Linked DNA regions of Homo sapiens: regions 1, 3 and 4 are each linked to region 2. The links are chromatin contacts, found by Hi-C or POLR2A ChIA-PET in ENCODE. All regions are on one chromosome and are shown on one strand. The core of a region is the stretch at or near the end of the contact, and the rest is flanking DNA. Distances in the headings are between cores, read along the strand shown.

Region 1 (2,991 bases), core at 236-2,735, 230 kb after region 2:
TGTGGTTGGCCTTTTCAAACAGGCAAGCATTTGGTGGTTTGTCTTTTGTTTAATTTGTTACCAGATCACACAAGATATTTTTCAACAGAATTTCAGAAAGCATCTTGGGAAATCCACAAAAATGGGCTGAGTCATCTAACCAGAAACAGTCCACACCACATCTGACTCTGAATGCCTGGCTTTTCTTTCTTTGGGGAGAAAGTTCTCAGCATCAGTTGGATGAAAGGGCAGGGAAGTCGAGATTGATTTGGGGTTTACAGGGACATAAAGAGAAATTACCAGCCCCAGACTCTGAAAATTTTTAAGGTATCAGAAAAGTGCTTGTGATAGAACCTGATGATTGCTTTTGGTGCCTGGGATGGTTATTAAGGGTCAAAATAATGTGGAGATGCCATCATGGAAAAGTGACTGTGATATGAATCTGTTGCTAAAAATGATGATTTCAAGGAGCAGAATGACATTCCATCCACCTATGACACGCACTTCACATTTGGTTAAGGGTTAGGCCAAGAGCTTTTTTTCTTTCTTTCTTTCTTTCTTTCTTTCTTTCTTTCTTTCTTTCTTTCTTTCTTTCTTTCTCTCTCTCTCTCTCTTTCTTTCTTTCTTTCTTTCTCCCTCTCTCTCTCTCTCTCTCCTCTTTCTTTCTTTCTTTCTTTCTTTTTGTACAGCTCTTGCAGCTCTAAACCCACAAAGCAGGTTAGGTTTCCTCTGGCCTGTGACCTAATCTTTAGTATTAGAGGAGGCACTGATTTGTTTGCTCTGATGTAAGCCCAAAGGGAATTTGGCTTCTTGATTTATAACAGGATTGGGTTTCAGGCCTCTAACAGTTAAAACCGGTCTTCAGCAGAGACTCAAGCAGGGGGAATGAAAGTTACACAGTGCGTGGATTAGTCCTTTGGTGTTTTTGACACAGTTTCTTTTCATAGGAGAATCTTATTTCAAATAGGGAGGCGTTTCCCCGTTTTAGAAAATGCTTGTGAAATGCATGACTCATTACGCCCTTGCAAAGAGCCAAAAAAAGTTCTGCAGAGTCTAGGACAGGACTAAACCGCAGCTAAGTCTAATATTTCAGTCTTGCTGAAACAGCTGTTCCCACTCGGGTCCGAGAGCGGGTGGGAGTAGAGATGGTGTGTGGGGGGGTCCCCACTTCAGTTCCCCAAAGCATCAGCTGCTCCCTGTCTTGAACAGAATCAGCTCCAACAGGGAGAGGCTTGGACATGCCCGCCATTGACGCTGCCAGGCCTCGAACTCTCCTGAGAGTTGGATTTTTCCCAGTCTGTGCTATCTCACTCTTATTTGAGGAATTTGAGTCAGAGCAAAATGTGGGCAGAGAAGGAGAAGGAACACCAACACCTCAATTATTGAGGGAAAAGACGTGCAGGTTTTCTGTAGCAGTGAACCTGAAGGAAGACACTGCTTTGTGTCTGGCTCCCAAAGAAAAAGGCCAAGTTGATCTTTCCTGTGAAACAGCTGAAGGTACCACCTTGAAAACTGGATGTTTTCCCAACTGTGGGCCAAGTTTCAGCTTGAATACAGTCATCCTCGGTATCCCTGGGGAACTGGCTCCAGCACACCCTCCCCACAACATCAGTGACTACCCAAATCCACAAAATGGTGTAGTGTTTGCATATAACTGATGCACATCCTCCTGTTTGCTTTAAATCATCTCTACATACCTTATATCTAATACAAGATAAATGCCATTGAAATAGTCGTTGTACTGTATTTTTTGTTTGTATTATTGTTATTGTTTTTTTTTTTTTTTTGAGATGGAGTCTTACTCTGTCACCCAGGCTGGAGTGCAGTGGTGCCATCTCAGCGCACTACAGCTTCCGCCTCCTGTGTTCAGGCCATTCTTGTGCCTCAGCCTCCCAAGTAGCTGGGACTACAGGCATGCACAACCATGCCGGGCTAATTTTTGTACTTTTAGTAGAGACAGGGTTTTACCATGTTGACCAGGCTGGTGTCGAACTCCTGACCTCAAGTGATCCACCTGCCTTTGCATTCCAAAGTGCTGGGATTACAGACTTGAGTCACCGTGCCGGGCCGTGTTATTTTGTATAGTTTGTTCCATCTGCGGTTGGTTGAATCCACTGATGTGGGACTCCAGTATATGGGCAGCGGGCTGTGTGTCACTGGCCCCGTGTTAATAGGTACCTGTGTTTTCCTATTTGCTGTTATGTCAACAAAAACCGAGAACAATCCCTTCTAAGGGTGACTGCTTTTAGCTTCAAAATCAAGAACACTAAAACTCCAGCATCCATAGGAAAGTATCGCACGGACTTAACCATATCATCTTCCTGAGAAATGGATGGAGGCCAGGTGTGCTACCCGTCACTGAGCTTTATCCGGGGAGAGAGAACCAGGTGAGTATTGCCAGGTGGTGTTGGAAAGCAACAGCAGCCATCCCCATACGCGGGAGAGGGTCCCAACCACATGTGGGGAGATGATTTAAAGGAAACAGGAGGATGTGCATCAGTTATATGCAAACACTACACCATTTTGTGGATTTGGGTAGTCACTGATGTTGTGGGGAGAGAGAGAGAGAGAGAGAGAGAGAGAGGGAGAGGGAGAGAGAGAGAGAGAGAGAGAGAGAGAGAGAGAGAGAGAGAGAGAGAGAGAGAGAGAGAGAGAGGCTTCCGTCCTCAGACCCAGAACAAGACTTCAGCATCTCAATAGCAGCAGGGAGTGGAACCTACTATTACTTTTTTTTTTTTTTCCTGATACAAACCATGCACTGAGTTTCAAAAGGGAATTTTTGGCTAGGTGTGGTGGCTCCCTCCTGTAATCCCAGCACTTTGGGAGGCCAAGGTGGGTGGATCACTCGAGGTCAGGAGTTCGAGACCTGCCTGGCCAACATGGTGAAACCCCGTCTGTACTAAAAATACAAAAATTAGCTGGGCAGGGTGGCGAGCACCTGTAATCCAAGCTACTCGGGAATCTGAAGCAGGAGAATCACTTGAACCCGGGAGGCGGAGGTTGCAGTGAGCC
Region 2 (2,700 bases), core at 98-2,597:
GATGGAAGGGGAGGGAAATTACATTTACCTGTGTCCTGGCTGCAGCCACGATGGGTGCTGGGGAAAGTCAGGAGGACTCGGGATGAGAAAGAGGCAGTAACTCCCGGTGTGTTCTGTCTGGGGGACCCAAGAATGTCTGCACCATCACTTCTCGGTTCTCGCTGGATGTAGCGTGGGGCTCACTGGGGTCACACACCCTACGGGATTTTGAAGTTTCAAAGACCTCTGGGTTTTATTTGTCTCCTGACCTGCCCGTGTTCATCCAGGTGTTAATCTGCCACCATGCCCTGCCTTGCAGCGCAGGGAAGACCGCAAGGCCGCAGCACCCTACGCCCCGGACGACCCGCCGCACAGGTGTGAGGCCATCGCACCGCGAGGGAACGGTCACTAGGTGTCGCCGTCTTCCTCGGAATGGAAGCCACGTTTCTCCTGCACCGTTGAAATGGACTGGAACAAAATTTTCTAGACTTCAAGGAAACCATCCTTTCTAATAACAATGAGATGGTAATTAGTAGGGGAAGTGGCATAAAATTATTTCACCATTTAGTGAAACCATGATTCTAAACTACAGAAAAAACTGTCTTTTTTAAAGCTCATTCAGCCGGGTGCAAACCGCCTTGCTGGCGGGCGGCACCTGAAGGTGACCTGGCCTTGTCCCCCCCTCCATCCCCCCAGTTTCCTCTCTGTGGTGAACGTGGTTGGGGTTCACGTCTCACCCCCCATGCAGACCCCAGCAGATCCTGAGGGCAGCGTGTGGACCATGTCCGAAGGGTCCAGAGGAAGATCCCACATGTGTAGAATACAGACCCATGGCCCCTGGGAGAGTGAAGGACACGCAGATGATTGGCAGCGGCCACTTCTCACACAAGCAACCCCTCTCTGTTTTACTGATGAGAAAACAGAGGCTTAGAGCGATTGTGTAACTTTCCCACAGCCAAGTTCAAACTCAAAGTGGGTTTCAAAATTTAGGTTTGTCCGGCTCCGAGACCCGTGTTCTCTGCAGGGCACTTAGAGGACTCCTGTGCTGACCTCTCAGGCAGCCTTCTACGAAGGGACGCGGAGAATAACAGGAAGGATTTCCATTTCCTTTTTCTAGGAAAAAAACAAAAGGCAAGAGGTAGGAATTCAGAGCTAGAGTCGCTTTACAATTCGGTTCCATTGTCGAGACGGAGAGATTCCACGACCATGACAGAAAGTGAGACTATTTAGGATTTGCCAAATAGGATGTTTTCTGAACCAATCAACATAGAACGGAAATGAGTTGGGACAAATGGCAGTGCAGTGAGAGGAAAGGTGAGTCTTCCAGCAGCCCTGCCTCCCTCATCCTGGGAGGAAACGTCCGCAGAAGCCGGGCTCCCCTGTGCCTTCCCCAGCCCTGCCTCCAGGAAGCTCTCTGAGCATTTCCTACAGACCCTGCCCCATGCTCTTCTCCTGCCGGTTTTCTCCACGTGGTTTTCTCCATGTGCAGAAACGATGATTCGGGTCTGGCACAGTGGTTCATGCCTGTAATCCCAGCACTTTGGGAGGCCAAGGCAGGTGGATCACCTGAGGTCGAGAGTTCGAGACCAGCCTGACCAACATGGAGAAACCCGTCTCTACTAAAAATACAAAATTAGCCGGGCGTGGTGGTGCATGCCTGTAATCCCAGCTACTTGGGAGGCTTGAGGCAGGAGAATCGCTTGAACCCGGGAGGCAGAGGTTGTGGTGAGCTGAGATGGCACCACTGCACTCCAGCCTGAATAACAAGAGAGAAACTCTGTCTCAAGAAAAAAAAGATGATTCGGAGCTGCCTGGAACATGGAACAGCCCAGCGAGTCGCTGGCTGCAGTTCTCAGACCCAGGCTCTGCCGATCTCATCCCAGGCTGGAAGAGTTGCCACCAAGGCGTGTGGGTGCCATTTGCTGCAAAAGTTCTTATGGAGAACCATGACACATAACCGTGCCAGCTTCTCATGCCGGGAGACCGCAGCGCCTCTCCACACAAGTGGGGCCTTCCTTCTGCACTTTTATTCTGCAGTTGGGCTCCCGCTCCAGGGGGCTCCGTGTTTCTAAGAACCACAGCCCAGCATCATTAAAGAAGGCATTATTTTGTGTTTAGTAGAGCACTAAATTGGTGAAATATAGTTGTGATTCTGGTAGTGAATATCCCTGTTGCCACGGTAACGATATTATGTCATGGGAGGCTGTCTCGAGTGCTCCTGGGAGCAGCCAGGTCTCCGTGAGCTCCTGTTTACTCTAAAGACTCCGGCAGCCCACATGTGTGCACGCTGAATAAAATCGTGCTGCGGGACCACAGTGCGGGGAGGCACCGACTCTGTCATTCTGTCAACGCACCGCACAGTCACGAACATCAGCATTGACATGAAATGGACGGTTAGGGAGCTGCAAAGGACTCATGCTCCTCTATTGCACGAATTTGTCTTTTCATATTCAAAGTACTTGTAAGAGCTCCAAGTTCCACGTACTCAGCCACTAACCTCAGGCATCTGCACGGGAGACTTGGTACACAGGCTCACATGCATGCACGCACACAGGCACACGTACAAGCGCCCGTGTACACACAACAGTGTACACATGCGACACACATTCACACACATGTGCAGATGCACACACACAGATCAGTGTGAGGAAGAGTCAGGGGTTCATGGAACAGCCCCTGCTCTGCAAGCCATGTCTGGCCGTGTAGGGGAAAGAGACAAAA
Region 3 (2,708 bases), core at 171-2,670, 250 kb after region 2:
TTTTTTTAAACTGATTTGTTTCTGAAAACTAGTTTCTGCACCAAAGCTCATGAACAGAGGTGTCTTCAGTGGGATTAAATACTGTCTCAAGGTTGGTTAGCGCTTTCAGATGAAGCATCTCATTTGCTGTCATAACAATGATACCTGCCTGACCTTATAAGAACAGGTATCATTATCTTCATTTTCATTTGGGTAAGTTGAAGTTTAGCAGACTTGAATGACTCATCTGAGGTTGTTCTCTCTCTCTCTCTGAGGCTGCCTCTCCACCTCTTTGACAATCCTCTCTCCAAACCTGTTTTTGTATATAAAGAGGACTAATCTTTCTGGTCTATCCTAATGTCCACTTTTGTACCCAGGAAGAGATTATTTCTTTGAACATTTCCATCACAGAACAAATAATTATATAAGGTTTTATTGTGAATTCTCTTAAAATAATGTAGCCCAAACTCAGAATTTTCAAGAACATAACTCATGTCCCAGAGCACAGATGATAACAAAATACGTGAACGTTTTTGTCTCGGTTCCTGTTAACACTGAAAACTCGGTCACATCGTATTTTCAAGGAGTCAAGGGCAGATTCCACGTGCCGTCTTCTGTATTGCAATCACCGAAGGTGTTTGGCGGGGAGCCCATGGCTCTGTGTCTTCCTAAGTTTTTGTGCTTTTTCCTGTCTGCTGTTCTATTAACCTTACTTAAGTAACGGCGTTGAGTGTGAGCTACCTCCTTTCTTGTTAGAAGTGCGTGAACGTCAGGCAAGCCTCACGCCGCCTGACTGGGGAATGCTTGCCCTCACTCGGCTTTTACGGGATGATTTCCATCACAGTGTTACATCACAGTGTATTCTAAGAAGCATTTAGCTTCAGGATGTATCAGAGTGTTTTCCAGTAAAAAGCACGTTTCAGGCCATGAGAAAGAGGCTGTGGATGAACCACACTTGGAATTCCGACTCCTGCGGTGCTCCCAGGTGGAGGAAGTGGCGAAGGGGGCACTGAATGTAGCCTTGGGACATTCCAAACGGGCGATCACCACAGAGAAAGTCATTTCTTCCTCTCTTTAGAAGCAGCTGTGTTTCCTCAAGAAAGTGACTTTATCTGGCTATTCCATGGGGGAAAGCGAGCTGTCTCAAAATTAGCCTTATATGCTGTGCGGTATTAAAGGAAAATTATACTTGGCTCACCAGTGAGTCATCGTACTGGTTTCGCTTTATTTTTATTTCTTTTCTACTTTAGGAACTGAAGCTTGAGGGCAACTGTAGGGGGAAGGTGGGGAGGATGGGAAAGATGCAGAGAGAGCCTGCGCCATGGTGGTCACGAGACAGAGGAGAGCAGAGACATCCCAGCGGCATAAGCCTGAGACCCCAGGCAGGGCATCAGCTCTCCGAGCCTCAGGGGCCTTCCCTTTGAGGACATTAGCAAAGGCGTGCTGGTCCTCAGCACTAAGCTCACATCCAGTGGACGCTGTTCACTGCCATCAGGGTGTGTGCATTCAGCGTGGCTGGCAGGAGAATGACTCCTTAATACTCTGCCGATTACGCTACTTACTTATTTGTATTATTTATTTTTTGAGACGGAGTCTAGCTCTGTCACCCAGGCTGGAGTGAGTAGCACGATCTCAGCTCACTGCAACCTCCATCACCCTGGTTCAAGCAATTATCCTGCCTCCACCTCCTAAAGGAGCTGGGACTACAGGTGCGCGCCACCACACCAGGCTAATTTTTGTATTTTTAGTAGAGAAGGGATTTCACCATGTTGGCCAGGCTGATCTCAACCTCCTGACCTCGGGTGATCCTCTCGCCTTGGCCTCCTAAAATGCTGGGATTACAGCCGTGAGCCACAGTGCCTGGCCCAATTACTCTCGAGTAAAAGAACAGTATAGATGTGACTCACTTACAAATCCACATACATACATCTGTTTAGACTCAAAACACGTGGGACTACATTTACTCTCTGCTATTTTGGGAACTCAGCAGGGAATTTGCCTAAGAAAAAGTTTACACCCTCAGGCCAGAAAGGCAACTGCGCTCAACCCAGAGTCCTGTAAATTAATTTGAAGTCTTTTGGGAATAATGCTGAAACCAAAACCCAAGAGTTTCCCCTTTTCCCTTTTGGAAAATCAAGGAGAAATGAGAAAAAAGAAAAATTGTAAAGACCAAGCATTAGAAATAAAATCCCTTGACTTGGACCCAAGATTAGAAAAGAAGTTAAAAGAACATACCCTTCCTTTATCTCTCTGCGCATGTGTAGGGTATAGAAGCAATAATCTTATTGTTACAAAATACAGACAGTAAAACTCGAATTAAATGGAGTGTTTGGGCAAATCATTACCCCGGACAGCTGAGGCTTTCCAATTTGAAGACAAAGGTAATACCCTCTAAGCACCATCATTTAAAATCAACAAATTTTTAATTATAAATTTTACATAATCCTTCTTCTATGTATTTTTACTGTCAGTTTTGTTTTATTTCTCTGATTATAAAAGCCACATGTGGTTAACACCAAGCAGGTTCATTTAGTAACGTCTAATAAAGAAAACAAAAAAATTACTCTTCATCCCATAACCCAGAAATAACCACTCTTCATGTTGTATCTCACCTTTGGGAAGAGCATTCTGAACCCCGTTCCTGTACCCTGGGGGGAGTCGGAGGTGTGATTCACAGCTCCTTGGAGCTCTCAGCCCTGTGGGGCATGCAGATGACAAAGCAGGATAAA
Region 4 (2,700 bases), core at 77-2,576, 180 kb after region 2:
GCCAGGGGCTGAATACTGAAGCCACACAAAGCGTGGACTCAGCCCCTCCGCGGGAGACAAAAAAGATGGATGTGGACGATGAGAGATGCCCTTGACATCGTTCTGTGAGTAGTTAGCGCTTTAGGGGCAGCAAAGCCCTCAGCTCTGCAGAGCTGCAGAGCTGCAGAGGGGAGGCGGATCCCAGCGATTCTGAGAAAGCCTGGCTTCAGGAGGAAGTGTGAGAGAGCAGAGACTTGAGTGGACCAGGGAGTGCAGAGGATGGGAAAGGAGGCGGCTCCAGGGGAAGCACGGGACCAGGTGGTGCATGCGGGGCGAAGGGAGGGTAGTGTCCCATGTGTCCGTGTCCTGGCCAGGCGTGGCTCACTGTGTACCGTGACCTCAGTGCCGGCGGTGGCTCACTCTGTGTGTCAGCTTTGTGTGTATCTTCCTTTTTGAGCTACTATTGAGCCTGGATCCTCCAGCCCCTTTGCATTCTTGGTCCGGGCCCTGACTGCCAAGCTGCTGTTCCTGTTCTAATATGTGCTTGGTTTTCCTGATGAAACTCCCCATCCCAAGCAGACACGCATGGGAAACCAGCCCTGCTCAGGGCTCATGGCCCTGAAGACGGCCGTGAAGACGATGTATTACAACCCTGGGCCCCATCACAAATTAGATGAGCTACCTTAAGGGTCCTTTATCCGCTGTGGCCTCTGTGCTCTGAGGTAAAAATAGCAGAGTTTGATTGAGGGCTACTCGAGATGGCTTAGCTCCGGAGAGTGATGAATGCTTCATTGTTGCCCCCAAATGGGCAATTTTCTCTGACTTCAAACAAAATGTAGGAAGGTAAAGGTAAGTTAGCAGACAAAGGAAGCACCTCCAAAAGCTGCCCTAAGACACAGAAGCCCGGTGCTGGACCCGCAGGCTTTCTGGGACAGTAGGACCCTGAGGGCTCTGAAACCTAGTGGCCTCATGGTTCTGCAGGGGCCCGTGCTCCACCTGCGCCATCCCTTCCCCGCTCCGCCTGCTATCCCTTCCCCCTACACTCCTATCTATCACCCATACAGCCCATTTTCCTTCCTGTAATACCTGCCACACCCAGGTTCACCCAAGCTGTCTTTCCCGGGAGTCCTAGAGTGAGCCTTGGGGAGAAGGGCCCCACACGTGTTGCTGAGCCCCACGCACCCCGGGGGGAGACACGACCCCCGCGGACTCACTTCCCATCCTCATGACCTTCCAGGATCTCTGCCTGGTTCTTTGTACAATCACGGAGGAGACAGCTGAAATGTTCCCTTCGGGGCATTTATAAACCGAGGTCGCTTCCTGTTTTCAGGAGGAAATGCTCCTGGAGCTGGGGAGGGCTGTGCTGCCGGGCGGGCGAGGCTCCCATCCTCTGAGTCACCCGCCCCGCTGTCTCCCCTGGGGACCACACGCCGTGCAAATCCGCCATCCATCCATTACCGTCCATTATCAGATGGAAGGCTTCCAGCCCCTAGTGAGAAGCAGGAGAGCACTAATGTCCACATGGGTACAAAGTTATTGACCATGAACTGAGGAAAGGTATTTTTTTTCCTCCTTTCCCCTGTGATTGGAATTACTAATTAGATCAACATGAAATTAAAATGATTCCAAGGCTGAAACACCTGGGGAAGAATCTCTTGAAGTCCGTTTTTTCATCACTGGGCTGAGACTAAATGATGCTGTCAACATGCCAGATTATTTCAAATTAGCTAAATTAATTAATCTAACTCAGTCTTTGGCTATATTAATCATCTGTTTTAGGTTTTTATGGGAGAAAGAATATGTGACTGTTTCAGCATAGTGCATATAGATGAACTTCATAGGCAGGTGGCTTTTCTTCTGCTCAAAGCTGGTATTTTGAAATCTAGGCAGTAATAGGGTTCCCTCAAATACACTCAGTAAATTTCACAGTTTCTTATTTTATTTTGTTTGCGTTTGAAAAGATCTACCTTTCTGCTGTTAAGACTGTAAGAAGTGAGTGTTATTTTTTCCTTGAGCACTGAAAGGTGTTGAAAAGACGAGCTCATATGCAGCCCATTTTTAGGATGATTCTCTTTTAAATGCCAGAAATCCAGAAGTATCTACCTAAGAAGAGAGAGCTGTTGAAGTTCTTTATGGACTACAGTAATCCAAAACTCTCCAGAAATGTCCAAAGCTGAGTCGTTGGTGAGGAAGCAATGTGAATCACCTATATGTGATGGAGGTGAATATATATTATATATATATTCACAATGGAGTCCACCTACCAACGCCTCTGAGTCCAAGACCAGGGGCTCTTCCTGCACAGTTAGTGACGATGCACACTGAACTTGCGTTCTCAATGTATTCCTCACAATTTGTCAGGAAATGCTTTGCGTGGAAAAATAATGATGGTGGAGAGACCAGGCACCGTGGTAGGACATGCAGCCTGTGTGAAGTAGGGCCCATTATTTTCACCATCCTACAGATAAGAAAATCAAGGCGAGGTGTCCCAGTTCACAGTCATCTCATCATGATGGAGCAGTGGGGTGCTCGCAGGGAAACATGTTGCTGCCCCTGAATGCTGAATTTCTATGACACCGGGTAAAGGGGAGGGGCCTGCAGAGGGGCAAAAGCAGGTGGAGTGCAGCTGCGTCTTGTCCTCACTCCTGGGCTCCTGGCAGGGTCTGAGCTGGGCACTAAGTACAGTCGTGGAAAATGGCCTGGACTCTGAGCCAGGAGCTC

What was found. Hi-C counts contacts between places; a loop is a spot of excess contacts on that map. ChIA-PET counts read pairs that join two places held with the same protein, here RNA polymerase II (POLR2A). Pooled maps may share reads with other maps.
Region 1: a loop to region 2 is called in a map of heart left ventricle, with 12 times the contacts of the local background. The contact joins two enhancer-like sites. A Hi-C loop is called at or near these places in 20 of 168 maps with a recorded cell type or tissue (Calu3, GM23248, HCT116 and 14 more) and 15 of 50 pooled maps. POLR2A ChIA-PET finds 5 or more read pairs at or near these places in 4 of 52 experiments (AG04450, BJ, MCF 10A and 1 more).
Region 3: a map of heart right ventricle shows a loop between it and region 2 (2.3-fold over the local background). The contact joins two enhancer-like sites. A Hi-C loop is called at or near these places in 2 of 168 maps with a recorded cell type or tissue (heart right ventricle and prostate gland) and 4 of 50 pooled maps. POLR2A ChIA-PET finds 5 or more read pairs at or near these places in 1 of 52 experiments (BJ).
Region 4: a pooled map shows a loop between it and region 2 (2.4-fold over the local background). The contact joins two enhancer-like sites. A Hi-C loop is called at or near these places in 3 of 168 maps with a recorded cell type or tissue (PC-3, esophagus muscularis mucosa and heart left ventricle) and 2 of 50 pooled maps. POLR2A ChIA-PET finds 5 or more read pairs at or near these places in 1 of 52 experiments (K562).

Annotation. Positions count from the first base shown.
Region 1 is chr10:3,468,311-3,471,301 of GRCh38, forward strand. The region is part of intron 3 of LINC02669 (long intergenic non-protein coding RNA 2669); the gene reads right to left. The region is part of intron 1 of LOC105376360 (a long non-coding RNA gene); the gene reads left to right. The region is part of intron 1 of LOC124902538 (a long non-coding RNA gene); the gene reads left to right. Among named protein-coding and RNA genes, the nearest start is that of LINC02669, 33 kb to the right of the region's middle. RefSeq lists an enhancer at 1-197. Within about 2 kb of position 1,486, at least 28 of the 41 ENCODE cell types and tissues checked have a DNase peak (open chromatin) inside an H3K27ac peak, as active enhancers do; they include endothelial cell of umbilical vein, heart left ventricle, heart right ventricle and 1 more, where a contact is called at or near this core.
Region 2 is chr10:3,239,411-3,242,110 of GRCh38, forward strand. All of the region lies in intron 2 of LINC02668 (long intergenic non-protein coding RNA 2668), which reads right to left. Among named protein-coding and RNA genes, the nearest start is that of LINC02668, 17 kb to the right of the region's middle. Within about 2 kb of position 1,348, at least 5 of the 41 ENCODE cell types and tissues checked have a DNase peak (open chromatin) inside an H3K27ac peak, as active enhancers do; they include endothelial cell of umbilical vein, heart left ventricle, heart right ventricle and 1 more, where a contact is called at or near this core.
Region 3 is chr10:3,493,562-3,496,269 of GRCh38, forward strand. The region is part of intron 3 of LINC02669 (long intergenic non-protein coding RNA 2669); the gene reads right to left. All of the region lies in intron 1 of LOC105376360 (a long non-coding RNA gene), which reads left to right. All of the region lies in intron 1 of LOC124902538 (a long non-coding RNA gene), which reads left to right. Among named protein-coding and RNA genes, the nearest start is that of LINC02669, 7.9 kb to the right of the region's middle. Within about 2 kb of position 1,421, at least 7 of the 41 ENCODE cell types and tissues checked have a DNase peak (open chromatin) inside an H3K27ac peak, as active enhancers do; they include heart right ventricle, where a contact is called at or near this core.
Region 4 is chr10:3,423,310-3,426,009 of GRCh38, forward strand. The region is part of intron 1 of LOC105376360 (a long non-coding RNA gene); the gene reads left to right. Among named protein-coding and RNA genes, the nearest start is that of LINC02669, 78 kb to the right of the region's middle. Within about 2 kb of position 1,327, at least 15 of the 41 ENCODE cell types and tissues checked have a DNase peak (open chromatin) inside an H3K27ac peak, as active enhancers do; they include heart left ventricle, where a contact is called at or near this core.